3 separate regions of the Homo sapiens genome follow, and all the other regions are linked to region 1. A link is a contact called in ENCODE Hi-C or POLR2A ChIA-PET data. All regions are on one chromosome and are shown on one strand. Each heading gives the region's core, a stretch centred on a gene start or an enhancer-like site at or near the end of the contact. The rest is flanking DNA. Distances are from core to core; before and after follow the strand shown. Region 1 holds the start of WDR74 (WD repeat domain 74). Region 2 holds the start of KDM2A (lysine demethylase 2A). Region 3 holds the start of ZFP91 (ZFP91 zinc finger protein, atypical E3 ubiquitin ligase).

Region 1 (4,263 bases), core at 1,318-3,817:
CCGAGATCATGCCACTGCACTTCAGCCTCAGTGACAGAGCAAGACTCCGTCTCTCAGAAAAACAAAAACAATAAATGAATAACTCACCAACACCAATAAAAGTGCACATCTCTCAACCTAGCACTTAAAGCCCTTTACATTTAATCCCAACCTAATATAGTGTTCATCTTGTATTAAAATGCTTCCTTGGCCGGGTGCAGTGGTTCACGCCTGTAATCCCAGCATTTTGGGAGGCTGAGGTGGGCGGATTGCCTGAGGTCAGGAGTTCCAGACTAGCCTGGCCAACATAGTGAAACCCTGTCTCTAATAAAAATACAAAAAAAACTTAGCTGGGCGTGGTGGCGGATGCCTGTAATCCCAGCTACTCAGGAGGCTGAGGCAAGAGAATCGCTTGAGCCTGGGAGGCAGAAGTTGCAGTGAGCCGAGACTGTGCCACTGCACTCCAGCCTGGGCAACAGAGTGAGACTCCGTATATAAAAAAAAAACAAAAAACAAAAAAAAAAAAACGCTTCCTTGTTATCAACTTCCAAATCAAATGCTATTTATCCTATTTATGTACCCTGTAGCATGCCTCCAGTCCTTGGCCTCTCCCAGGCAGTACCCTCTTTCTAGAATACCCTTATCCCCTTCTCCACCAGTCAAAATTCTACCCATCCCTCAAGAACCAGTTCAGACATCCAGTCCCCCCCACAGGCTTTCCAGACCTCACCTGTCAGAATTACCACCACCAAACCTATGCAGCCTGCTTCACAGCCCTCTTTCATCATCTTTGGAAGAAAGCAAGGCCAGTCATCCAACCACTTAGCACCTTCCTAATCTTTGCTTTCAGAGCTACATCACCTTGTTGGTGGTTGAGCTCAAGTTGAGCCCAGGAGTTTGAGACTGGCCTGGGCACACAGTGAGACCCCATCTCTATAAAAAACTTAAAAATTTAGCTGGGCAGGGTGACACCTGCCTGTGGTCCCAGGTACTCAGGAGGTTGAGGCGGGAGGATCGTTTGACCCCGGGAGGTTGAGGCTGTAGTGAGCCATGAATGCACCACTGCACTCAAGCCTAGGTGACACAGTGAGGCTCTGTCTCAAAAAATATAAATGAATTAATAATGAATTAATGAATGCATGCTTAAAACTTTTTTTGTTGTTTTTTTTGAGATGGAGTCTTGCTCTGTTTCACAGACTGGAGTGCACTGGTGCGATCTCTGCTCACTGCAACCTCTGCGGGACGGATTCAAGCGATTCTCCAGCCTCGGCCTCCCAAGTAGCTGGGATTACAGGCATGAGCCACCACACCCGGATAATTTTTGTATTTTTTTAGTAGAGAAGGGGTTTTACCGTGCTGGCCAGGCTGGTCTTGAACTCCTGACCTCAAGTGATCCACCTATCTCGGCCTTCCAAAGTGCTGGGATGACAGGCATGAGCCACCACACCCAGCCTTGCTTAAAACTATTAAATGACAAGCAGGCACAGTGGCTCACGCCTGTAATCCCAGCACTTTGGGAGTCCGAGGCAGGTGGATCACCTGAGGTCAGGAGTTCGAGACCAGCCTAGCCAATACGGTGAAACCCCGTCTCTACTAAAGATACAAAAATAGCCGCGCGTGGTGGCAGACGCCTGTAATCCCAGGTACTTGGGAGGCTGAGGCAGGAGTATCGCTTGAACCCGGGAGGCGGAGGTTGCAGTGAGCCGAGATCGCGCCACTGCACTCCAGCCTGGGCAACAAGAGCGAAAACTCCGTCTCCAAAAAAAAAAAAAACAAAAAACAAACACACACACACACAAAACTATTAAATGACTTGCCCATGGTTACTTAGAGGATTATAATGGAGTCAGGTGAAAAACCTTAGAGGATGAGAACTTTTTGAAGGCAGAAATTTTACCGGCAGCCCCTGTACTTCTCCCAGTGCCTGGAATTCAGTAGGTGTTCAATAAATGTGTGTTACAGGTATGAACTACATAAGGCAGAAACCCAGGTCCCTGTCACCCATTCAAAGCCGTGTCACTAAGAGTTTGCCTGTCGCCATCATTCCAGTATCCTCAGGGAGCATCAACGCTCTCCCTTCGGCCCTGAGTTTAGCGAGGGGATTGGTCTTACCCGTCGGCCTGGGCGAGGCCACGGAACATGCCCTCCCCGCCCGGGCAGTGTCTCTGACCCTGGAATATGCCATCCTCGGTGCTGAAGTGCTTCACCGTCCTGTCCGCGCAGCCCACCAGCATCTGCGGCAAAGAAGGGCAAGATGGCGAGGAGAGCGAGGCTGCTGCGCCCCAGGCCCCCAGCTCCGGCCCGACCAGGGGCCACTCACCTGGGTCTCGCCGCCGGTGCCCCAACACAGGGCGCTCACTGCCTCCTCGCGCCGCGGCTGTCCTCCGGCCGTGAAGTTCGCCGCCTGTTTTCGCTGAAGATTTACCCCTGAGAGACGAAGGCGTCAGTCACGCCAGGGGCGCGAGTGCACCCCTGCACTTCCCGACGCCCGAGCCTGCCACCCACCTTTCAAGATCCCAGTCTCGGTGCCGACCCACACATGGTTCCAGCGTGCAGCAGCAGCCGCCATGACAAAGCCTGGAGGCAGACAGTTCACACTTCCGGCGCAGCGTGTGCGTCACCAGCGGGCGTCGAGTCCGATGCAGCGCAGTGTAGTTGCTGGAAGTTTGAAGAGCCGAAACAGTAAAGCTTCCATGCTTGTTTTGCTTTACGAAAATGAAACCAGGAGGTGCTTGTTTATGTAGATCGGAAGAATACATTGATCATTTTGCACTTGGGGGTGAAAAGCACCTTTCCTGGACTGCGTGGCCGGATCAAGCCAGCCCTAGTCTGTCTCCCGGCTCCATTATGTAATATGTGTTCTGGACTGTTAGACAAGAAACAACAAACGATTTAAGAAACGATTTAAGAAACACTTTAGAAACGATTCAAATCATTAATGATGTGTGGGGCTTCGTTCTGGAATATAAGTCACGAAAGAAAGATGGGAAAAGGAAACCGACGATTTTTTTTTTCTTTTGAGAGAACTTCGCCCTTGTTGCCCAGGCTGGAGTGCAATGGCGCGATCTCCTCTCACCTCAACCTCCGCCTCCCGGGTTCAAGCGATTCTTCTGCCTCAGCCTCCCAAGTAGCTGGGATTACAGCTGGTATTACTAAACCACCGCGCCCGGCCTCGTTTACTCTTCAAGAGGCGGACAGCGAGGCGCGGTGGCTCACGCCTGTAATCCCAGCACTTTGGGAGGCCGAGGCGGGCGGATCATGAGGTCAGGAGATCGAGACCATCTTGGCTAACACGGTGAATCCCCGTCTCTACTAAACATACAAAAACAAAACTAGCCGGGCGTGGTGGCGGGCGCCTGTAGTCCCAGCTACTCCGGAGGCTGAGGCAGGAGAATGGCGTGAACCCGGGAGGAGGAGCTTGCAGTGAGCCGAGATTGCGCCACTGCACTCCAGCCTGGGCGTCAGAGACTCCGTCTCAAAAAAAAAAAACAAAAACAACTAAAAGTACTCTGTGCTATGCTACATGAGAAACGCAGAGAAAGTCATCGCTCAGTAGAAATACAGTAATAGCGCATGCGTAAATAGGAGAGGGAAGTCGCTACTTTACCTAGAGATTAACACAGAAAAGCAACAAATTACCAGTTTACAAGTAAACCCTTTATCTAACGCGAAGATTTATTTATTTTTTGAGATGGAATCTTGCTCTGTCTCTCAGGCTAGAGCGCCCGCCACCAGGCCTGATTCACTTTTCTTTTGGTTTTTTAGTGAAGACGGGATTTTTCACACCATGTTAGTCAGGCTGGAATTACCCAATCCGCCCGCCCCAACCTCCCGAAGTGCTAGGATTTCACGCTTGAAACCCCGAGCGCGACCTAGGTTTAACACATCAAACGCGAAACCAGGCCGGGCGCGGTGGCTCACGCCTGTAATCCCACCACTTTGGGAGGCCGAGGCGGGCGGATCACGAGCTCAGGAGATCGAGACCATCCTGGTTAACACGTTGTGAAACCCTGTCTCCACTAAAAATACAAAACAGGCCGGGCGCGGTGGCTCACGCCTGTATTCCCAGCACTTTGGGAGGCTGAAGCGGGCGGATCACAAGGTCAAGAGATGGAGACCACCCTGGCCAACATGGTGAAACCCCGTCTCTATTAAAAGTATAAAAATTCGCTGGGCGTGGTGGCGGGCGCCTGTAGTCCCAGCCACTCGGGAGGCTGATGCAGGAGAATCGCATGAACCCGGGAGGCGGATGTTGCAGTGAGCTGAGATCATGCCATTGCACTC
Region 2 (4,263 bases), core at 442-2,941, 4.3 Mb after region 1:
GTTATATGATTCACTCCATGCCCTACCTCTCTGCTCCATTCCCTGCTTCCAGGAGTCAGAGCTTAAAGAGTGGGAAACCAAGGCAGGGAGAAAAAGATTTGTGTGACACCGCTCAGCAAGGGCGTAGTGGAGCCAATAGTGCCAACCCCGATGTGTAACGCCCCAGCCACCGTCCTTTGTGGGATTTAGAATTTAAACGGGCCCCAGAGCAAGAGATTGGCTGGGGAAATGCCCGGATCGCGGCTGGGCTGCTCGCATGGCACTGCTCGGGTACCTCCGGCCGGGCTCCGTCGACGTTCGGAGCCTGCTGGCCCGTCGGGCAGCTGTCGGGCCGCGGGAGTCGGTCCGTGGGCAGGGCCGGCGCAGCTCGGGCGGCTGCTGCCCCGTCGCTGACCCCCGCGCGAAGCTGCGCGCACCAACAGGAGACATCTTCCCGGCCGGGCCTCCCGCGCCCGCCACGGCCCAGGGCGGCAGGGTCGGGCCGGGGGCCGGGGGCGGCCCGCGCACCCCTCCGTGGGGGGCGCCCCGACTCGCCGGGGGCGGGGTCACGTCCCACCCGGGCCGCCGGGGGCACCGGCGCGGCGGAAAGCTGAGCGTGGCCGAGGAGCGGGGGCTTCCTGGGCCACCTCGCCGGGCGCCTCCGGCCGGCGGTGGGCGCGCCGGCCGCCACCGCCCCCGGGCCGTCGCGGAGACCGCTTCTGCGCCTGGTACCTGTGGACGCCCTTGTTAAGCGCCTGCAGCACCCCCGGGGAGCCGAGCCCAGGACAGACATGCTACTCCTGTTTCCTGCCCCTTCGGAGCGACGAGCAGTGGGTGAGGCGGGGCCAGGCCGCTGCACCGAGGAGCCCCCGGGCCCAGGGCAGACGGGCCCCGTGGCGGCGGCGCCGGGGCCTGCCCGGGAATGGCGGGCAAGCCGGCCTCGGCCCACCGGCCGGCACGCGAAGGGAGGGCAGCCGGCGGCCATGCGCCCCTTCCCTGCGCCCTCTCGCCCTGGGCAGGCCTGAGCCGGGAGCCCAGGTCCCGCGGGCCCAGCCCGGCGGCTTGACCCCGGGAGACCCTGCTTTGAGGCGGGTATCGGTTGCCCTGGCCCAGGCCTCCCGGCCCTCAGGTTGTGTGACTGTGACGGGCAGCCTGGGGCCAAAGGCGGTTGAAGGGGAAGGGGACGCAGATCTCCCACTGCTTGGGGGGGGTGATGTGCTTTGTGGGGGGTCGGGGGTCACCACCCTCCCAGGGGGGTGGGGGAGGGCGGCCAGCACAGCTGGCCGCGAGGGGCGGGGTCGCAGAGGCGAAGTGTGTGTGAGGGTGTGTGGGGGGAGGGCGCGCGGAGGAGGATCGGTGCCCTGCGCGCAGGCGCGAGCAGCCAGCCAGGCCCGAGCCCTGGAAGAACGCCGACGGGGAGCGGGGGCGGCGGGCTGGCGGGAGGGAGGGAGGGCGGGCGGCCTGACGCGAGGGGGCGCAGGGAGCCGCGTCGGCGTCGCGGGGCGCGGGCGATTCGAGGCCGACGCATCCGCGCGTGCGCGCGCCGGCGGTGTGTCCGCGTTAGAGGGGAGTGACGCGTGCGCGTTCACGCGCGCCCGGGAGAGCGGTAAGAAGCGCAGGGAGGCCTGAAGGGGGTGGGGGGGTGGAGAGGCGAGCTGGAGGAGGGGTGGGGAGGTGGCGCCTGCGCAGTGCGCCTCGGAGGAGCTGTGTGTATGTGAGAGTCTGACGGGTTCAAAATGGCGGCGGCTGCTTCAGCGGCTCCTCCTGTGTGAGGGAAACAACACCCCTCCCCGGCAGCGGCGGCGGCGGCGGCGGCTCTCGGAGCACCTTCCCAGCGGCTGGGCCCGTGGCCGCTCTGTCTTTCCTGGGCAGGGGACGCTCCGGGAGGAGGGGCAACGCCAGGGGGCCCATCCCCCGGAATCCCTCTTCTGCGACTGGGGAGTAGCCGGGGGGCTCGTCCCGCAGCGCGGAGCCAGACCTGAGGGGGAGACGCGAGGGGAGCCAGGGCCCCCATCCCGGCGCGCCGCGCCGCTCCCGCCCTGTCCGCCCCCCGGGGCCGGGGCCCGCGTTCCGGGGGGCCGGGGCGGCGCGGGGAGCCTCGGGCCGGCCGGTCTCAGCTGATCGGCCGCTGCTCCCGCAGGCGACCAGCCCCTGCTGGCCGAGGGCACGGCGAGGAGGGCGCTCCCTGCGGCCGGGGCCGGCCCGGGGCTCGGGCCCGGGCTGCTGACCGCTGGCCTGGGGGAGGCGGGGGCGCCCCGGGCTCGGCGCCGAGGGGTCGCGCTCCTCTCTCCTGACGCCTCCGACTCCCGGTCTCCAAAGCCAGAAGAGAAGGTTTGATTCAGCAACTGTTTGCTCCCTTTTCCTGGTCGCTCTGACCCTCTCTGGATACTGGGTTGATCCACGGAAAAACCGAAGACGACGTTTGGGATTTAATTATTCCTCTCAGCTTTGGAATCTTTTACTTCTCACTTGGACAAGAACTCAAGAGCAGAATCTCCGGTGAGTTTCCCCCTCCCCCCCCTCATTTGGAAGTTTGGTTGACTGTGTTATCCAAAGACTGAATGCAAAGTTTCTATCTCTTTTTCCGATGGGTGAACCATTGAAACGCCTTTTCCTGGGGGAGCCCAGCGAGATTCGCCCTTTTTCCTCTCCGGCCCTGGCTGCTCCATGCCCAGGCGGTCGTCGCCCAGGGGGTGCAAGCACGGTTTCCCTCCCGACTTCGGGCCAGGGCTTCCTCCGGGAGGGCTCTGCCTCTAACTGCTCTGCAAACTGTGTCATCGGGTCCTCTGGTCTCGTAGCAGTTTTGAAAGGATGCTGTTAACGTGGCTGTAATGTAGTGACAAAAACGGGGGGAACCTGTGTTCTCAATGGAAGCCATTATCCACGAGAATATTTAGAAAAAAGAAAACCCTTTCTTGGTATTACGGATTGACCGTCGCGCCGGCCGGTCTTTTATTTAATTTTTGGACAAGATGTATTTTCCTTGTATCCTTAGATGCAATCGTTTATTTTATTACTTTATCCAAAAAGATCAGATGGAATTTTGGTCCTTGATTTGCACCTCTGAAATTTGTTTCAGAGTTGTGCACATCTTGTGTTGGGGTGGAGGGTAGATTTGGGAATGATAAGATCCGGGGAGTCTAGAAAGGAAGGCGACGATTGTGCACGGCCTTACAGGAGGGGTATGGGAAATTGTTTTGGGGTCATTTAAATCCTAATTTTTTGTCCTCTTTTTACATAGTCAGTTTGCCCTTCTTTCCTTTAGTTTCTGATTACCGGTGAGAGAGAACTAATTTGGTTAGGATCTGGATTAGTTCAGTGGTGCTTCACCTGGTCAGCTCTCTGGAGATAAAAGTCCTGGGCTTTTTTTTTTTCTTGCTGATGCTGCCATGAAGGAGATCCTTGCTAGTTGTAATCCTGTGGGGAGAAACTGGTGGTGTGGCCCTTCCACAAGGAACTGAAACCAACATCTCGTTTCGTCTAGGCCTCCGACAGTTGTAATGTGATTAATGTTGAACATGACATGGAACCACTTGCCCAAGAGCAGAAAGGTCCCAAACTCATGAAGAGGAACCTGATTTTTCAGAGAGCCTTTAACACTTACCTTAAATACTCCTTTCCGTGAACAGAAAGCACAAGTTTGAGAATGAGTTCTCATTTCTGCTTATATCATTATTCTTTAGTGTTGCAATCTGGTTCCTAAGGAGGAAGAGGAAGGCAGCCCTGGAGTGGTTTCTTTACAGTAATTTCAACAGAAGAGTGAGAGATGGAACCCGAAGAAGAAAGGATTCGTTACAGCCAGAGATTGGTTAGTATTTTCTCCCCCCACCACACCCTCCAGTTTTAAAGTAGGATAACTATTTTGTTTCCAGTTGTGAATATACTGTGAATCTGTGATTAAAACTTTTCGGGTGACTTTTCTGTGCACCAGAGGAGGGGGAAAGGTGTATTAATATCGAATTTGGCTTTTGGCCAAACATGTTTTATATTTTATATATTTATCTTGTTTGGAAATGGAGTTATATGTAGCCTTTAGCTTTTATAGAAACCATTGTATACCAAAGGATTTTGTGGATTACAATGTGACAAAGATTCCTGATTTTACAGTACTGACATTGTAATACATCTGATTACGTTAGATTAGAATATAAATTTTGGGGGCAAAGCTGTTTGAGGAAGGATAGTTCAATACGTTTTTTAAGATTTTGTTGTCCCAGGATTTGTGACTTTGAGCGGGGAGAACTATGGATTATTTTCTTTTATTTTATAAATTAACATTTTGGT
Region 3 (4,263 bases), core at 667-3,166, 4.3 Mb before region 1:
ATTTTTTTTTGAAAGGAGATTCCTCCTCTGTATTACTTTGAGCATCCATTGGATGTCAGCACTGTTCCTTCCAAAAGTCTGCTCACTACAAACTCAATCTTAAAAAATTTCCATTGACACTATGCCAATCGATTATTACAACTGAAAATGACATTAGCCCTATGAAAATGGAAAATACTCAGTAGAGAATATAAAACATTTGTCTAATATGAAGTGGTATCTGAGTCAAAGTACTGGAAGGAAAAATGTACTTCAGCACTTGTCTACAGTTTAACTGAATGATTAATGTGAAATTTAAAATTGGATCCCCAGATCTTGTTTCCAGCTTCTTTCTTTTGGGACTTTTAGCCCTGGATGCCTTATTTTCCAGGGGTAAAGGATGTTCTTGCAAATCGTTCCTTGATTGTAATGGATGAAAAGAAAAAAGAAATGGGAGAGGCCCACTGCATCACCAACTGCAACGGAAATTCCCTTTGATGAATCAGGAAGACAAATTAATGTCATACGCTAGCGTGCAGAAAAGTAACCTCTGATAAAGTTGCTATTGTATAAACCGCAGAAGCAGATGGCTTCCGGCCGCAGAGCTTAAGAGACCCTTCAGCTTCTCGGTGTAGGTCACCAGTCATGTCACGCTCACAACCCTTTCGCCTCCCTCTAGGTCAGGCACCGCATCCAAGTTAAGCAACCGACGCCGGCTCCTTGGTGTCCCAACAAGGTCTAGTAGAAAAGCAACTTTATAATTCGTTTCACAGATTTGATTAAGAGCCAACTGAGTAGTGGGCCTTGTGCTAGGGCTCCGAGGGCCCAAGGACCCCATGGAACCAGATTTAGTCGCTGACCTCTAGGAGCTCACAGGTGAGTGACTCACACACCGGAAGACGAGATCAATAATGTAGACATGAACGCTGGCTAGCCAGTCCCAGAGGAGGTGTCATCTGACCAAACCAAGGCAAGTCTGGGCAGTTACGCAGACACCCCGAGAAAGGTACGCCAACGCCCAGATAAAAAGTAAGAAAAAGTAGGAAAAACCCTCCCATCAGACCAGCAATTGGCTCGACGCTTGAGCCCGGATGTACGGCACGCGTCGCGACCTAACCCGGAAACACTGCCTCCCGAAAAAAAGGTAAACTCTAGACTGCGGAAAGTAAACTACCTTTCCCGTCGTGACTCAGTTAGAACCTCCCGGCATCCTCTCCACCTCTGGTTTCCCATCTATTTTTCCTAAAGCCTAGGCGAAATAAGACTTCATCTCCCAGAATGCCCTTGGTTAAGTTAACGGTGCGCATGCGCCAAGAGGCGGGCCCTCGTTGCCCCCACAACCCCGCCTCCGTTTTGCCGCCGCCATTTTTTCAGAGACTTTCATCCGGCAACCGACGGGGCTTTTTTTCTTAAAGGAGAAGCGACAGCTCAAAATACTACCCCCTTCTCCGCGCAAGATCTGGCGGCGCTGGGGACAGAAAGGCCAAAGACAGGAAAGTGGGGTAGGGTGGAGGCGGAAGAACGCCCAGGCTACTTCTGCGGCCTAAAGAAGAATAGAAAGAGCCCTTGTGGTATCAGTGGCTCCTCAGGGAGGCAGGTGCGCGCGCAGCCAGTCTAGGGTTTGCGTGAGGCGGGGAAAGAGGTGCGATTTCTTCTCACCCGCCTCCCTCGCGAGACCTGCCCCTCGCACTGCCCCTAGCGCGCGTTGAAGTCTGGAGGGGGGAAAAAGGTCACTTTGGGATTGTCGCGAGACACAGCCGTTTAACGGTGAGAACGGGTGCGCGGGGAAGGAAACCTCGCGCGCTCCCCTTTTAGCCGTTTCCTGATTGGCTGAAGGAAGGGGTGGGGGAGGGAACCTGGGGCGCCGCTGCGTGTAAGACTGCGAGGGGCGGGGTGAGGAGGCTTGTCCTCTTTTCCGATTGGCCCGCTGAGCGTCTGTGGCGCGCGCGCGCGCGCCGCCAGCGGTAGCGGACCTTGAGTGGCAGGGGGTGGGGGGGGCGCCCTCGGAGCCGGGCGGAGGGGAGGGGGGAAAGAGGAGCGCAGGGTGAGAGTGAGCCGCAGGCTTCGGGAGGCGAGGGGGCGGGGGGAGCAGCGCCGAGGCCGCCGCCTCCGCCTCCGCCGCCTAGGACTAGGGGGTGGGGGACGGACAAGCCCCGATGCCGGGGGAGACGGAAGAGCCGAGACCCCCGGAGCAGCAGGACCAGGAAGGGGGAGAGGCGGCCAAGGCGGCTCCGGAGGAGCCCCAACAACGGCCCCCTGAGGCGGTCGCGGCGGCGCCTGCAGGGACCACTAGCAGCCGCGTGCTGAGGGGAGGTCGGGACCGAGGCCGGGCCGCTGCGGCCGCCGCCGCCGCAGCTGTGTCCCGCCGGAGGAAGGCCGAGTATCCCCGCCGGCGGAGGAGCAGCCCCAGCGCCAGGCCTCCCGACGTCCCCGGGCAGCAGCCCCAGGCCGCGAAGTCCCCGTCTCCAGTTCAGGGCAAGAAGAGTCCGCGACTCCTGTGAGTAACAGTCTTTCAGGCGGTGGGAAAGACCCCCCTCTGTCCGTACGCAACCCTCTCGGCTCCCGTAGCGCCTACTCCACGTGACATCCTGCCTGGTCTGCCCCCTGCCGGCTCCGCACGCCAGATGTCACACCGTTTCCCCGGGAGCCTTCGTGCCTCCTCTCTGCGCCACCCTCATCTCGCTCCTGTACCTTCGCTTGTCGGGCCGTTTCCCCACTCCCCGAAATCATCTTTTGATACACCCCTGCACTCGCTAGTGATCCACCTCCTCCCTGACACCCGCAGGCTCATCCCTCTTTCTGGCATCCGCACCCCCTTTGTCACCCTATCCCTTTCCTTTAGGCGGCTCTCCAGTATTACATCACATGCCCTTTAGGGAATACACAGCCCGATCATAGCCTTCAAAAATGATTCCCCCCCGCCTTCGCGTTAGCTCAAGAGCCAGATGTACTAGTGTGTTTATGTAGCTTTTTTTTTTTTTCACTTTTCTAAATTTTTCGCAACCCTTCTCATTCTTTTGAGAAATTTGCCACTTATTATGGTCAGGTTAAAAGCCCACTGCTACGATTTTAAGTATGGAGTCTTTCATATAAAATTATATGAGCATTCTTTAATGTTTGTTTTTACTAAGTAGCATATGTTTTATCTTTGTGTTTCGTGTTTTTAAATGTAGGAACTTCATCCTTGAAATTAGAATCATCTGAGAGGAATTCCTTTATTACCTAGACGTAATAGAGGAAACATGAACAGGTGGCCAGGAGCATTGTCTTAAATTGTTCGTTAAAATAATACTCATGTTAAGAATACTGAAGCACACAAGTTTGTAAATTCTAGAAATTAATCACATTGACTATTCAATTCATGACTGAAAACATCATTAGTGACCTTTGATTTTTGAGTGAAAACAGATTAGTAAAAACAGAGAAAATTGAAGTGAGGGGGAGTCAGTTTTAAGTGTTCCCTTTCTTCCAGTAGAGATAGTGGCAAGGTTTGACTTACACCAGACCTAATAGATTTAAAACTTGAAACAGACTTGGTCCAAAATTAAGAGTTAAGCCTGTGTCTTGGCATGCTTGCCTTAGAAGCCTCTCAGAAAGAGAAATAAAATTCAGAGGTAATCATATTGTGGTATTAGATATGCTTTCAAATTTTTGAATGTCAGCTAAGTTAACATAATTTAGAGAATTTGTTGTAAGAACTGCAGTTCTGTCGACAGCAAAAATCTGTACTTACAGATTCAGCTGCAATTAGACTTCTAATTGCTGTAGATGCATTTCATCTTACAAAAATTTTATAGTTCTATATTGTTTAATCTCATGAATTTGAAAAGATACATGTATATCATTGACCTCATTTGGATATGAATTCCGTGAGCAAATTCCTTAACCTACCCATGCCTTAGTTTCCTTACCTATAGAGGATAATCTCTGCAACGTGAGTTTGTGAGAATTAAATACAGTGTGTAAAGTGCTAGACACAATGCCTGTTGTAAATACTAAGTACAAGTTGCGTTTTTCAGTAATGGTGGGATGGTAGATCCTTGAGTGGTTTGTAGTGAGGTTTTTCATATAAATTATGCAAAATATGATTTTTTCACTCTTTAATATTACTATTCGTAGAGAGGGTAATACTTAAAATATTTTTAAAATTTCCTTTTATTCTCACCTACCCCTTGAAAATTAAATATACCTATATCTCAAGATAAGATAATTATGTCTAAAATGGTACCTGCTGTTTAATTTCTTTTTTTGGAGATGGAGTTTTTGCTCTGTTGCCCAGGCTGG

What was found. A loop is a pair of places that touch in the nucleus more often than their neighbours do. ChIA-PET counts read pairs that join two places held with the same protein, here RNA polymerase II (POLR2A). Pooled maps may share reads with other maps.
Region 2: a pooled map shows a loop between it and region 1 (12-fold over the local background). The contact joins the promoter of KDM2A here to the promoter of WDR74 in region 1. A Hi-C loop is called at or near these places in 2 of 50 pooled maps. POLR2A ChIA-PET finds 5 or more read pairs at or near these places in 2 of 52 experiments (HEK293 and T-cell).
Region 3: a map with no recorded cell type shows a loop between it and region 1 (25-fold over the local background). The contact joins the promoter of ZFP91 here to the promoter of WDR74 in region 1. A Hi-C loop is called at or near these places in 1 of 37 single-sample maps with no recorded cell type and 9 of 50 pooled maps. POLR2A ChIA-PET finds 5 or more read pairs at or near these places in 1 of 52 experiments (activated T-cell).

Annotation. Positions count from the first base shown.
Region 1 is chr11:62,837,023-62,841,285 of GRCh38, forward strand. It overlaps WDR74 (WD repeat domain 74), which reads right to left and starts at 2,568. Exons shown (of 11, transcript NM_001369450.1): 1 at 2,485-2,568; 2 at 2,300-2,406; 3 at 2,092-2,213. The coding sequence starts at 2,548. RefSeq lists enhancers at 1,992-2,121, 2,232-2,351, 2,412-2,751, 2,822-2,961, 3,592-3,761 and 1 more and a silencer at 3,892-3,941.
Region 2 is chr11:67,117,572-67,121,834 of GRCh38, forward strand. KDM2A (lysine demethylase 2A) reads left to right here and starts at 1,692. Exons shown (of 21, transcript NM_012308.3): 1 at 1,692-2,478; 2 at 3,663-3,787. The coding sequence starts at 3,746. It overlaps LOC107984341 (a long non-coding RNA gene), which reads right to left and starts at 777. Exons shown (of 2, transcript NR_160735.1): 1 at 1-777. RefSeq lists silencers at 599-648, 789-1,068, 1,249-1,688, 1,829-1,898, 2,079-2,218 and 2 more and an enhancer at 1,129-1,178.
Region 3 is chr11:58,577,147-58,581,409 of GRCh38, forward strand. It overlaps ZFP91 (ZFP91 zinc finger protein, atypical E3 ubiquitin ligase), which reads left to right and starts at 1,917. Exons shown (of 11, transcript NM_053023.5): 1 at 1,917-2,476. The coding sequence starts at 2,136. It overlaps ZFP91-CNTF (ZFP91-CNTF readthrough (NMD candidate)), which reads left to right and starts at 1,968. Exons shown (of 13, transcript NR_024091.1): 1 at 1,968-2,476. It also overlaps a transcript of LPXN not described here. RefSeq lists enhancers at 671-750, 771-1,290, 909-1,601, 1,321-1,550, 2,295-2,986 and 1 more and a silencer at 1,971-2,390.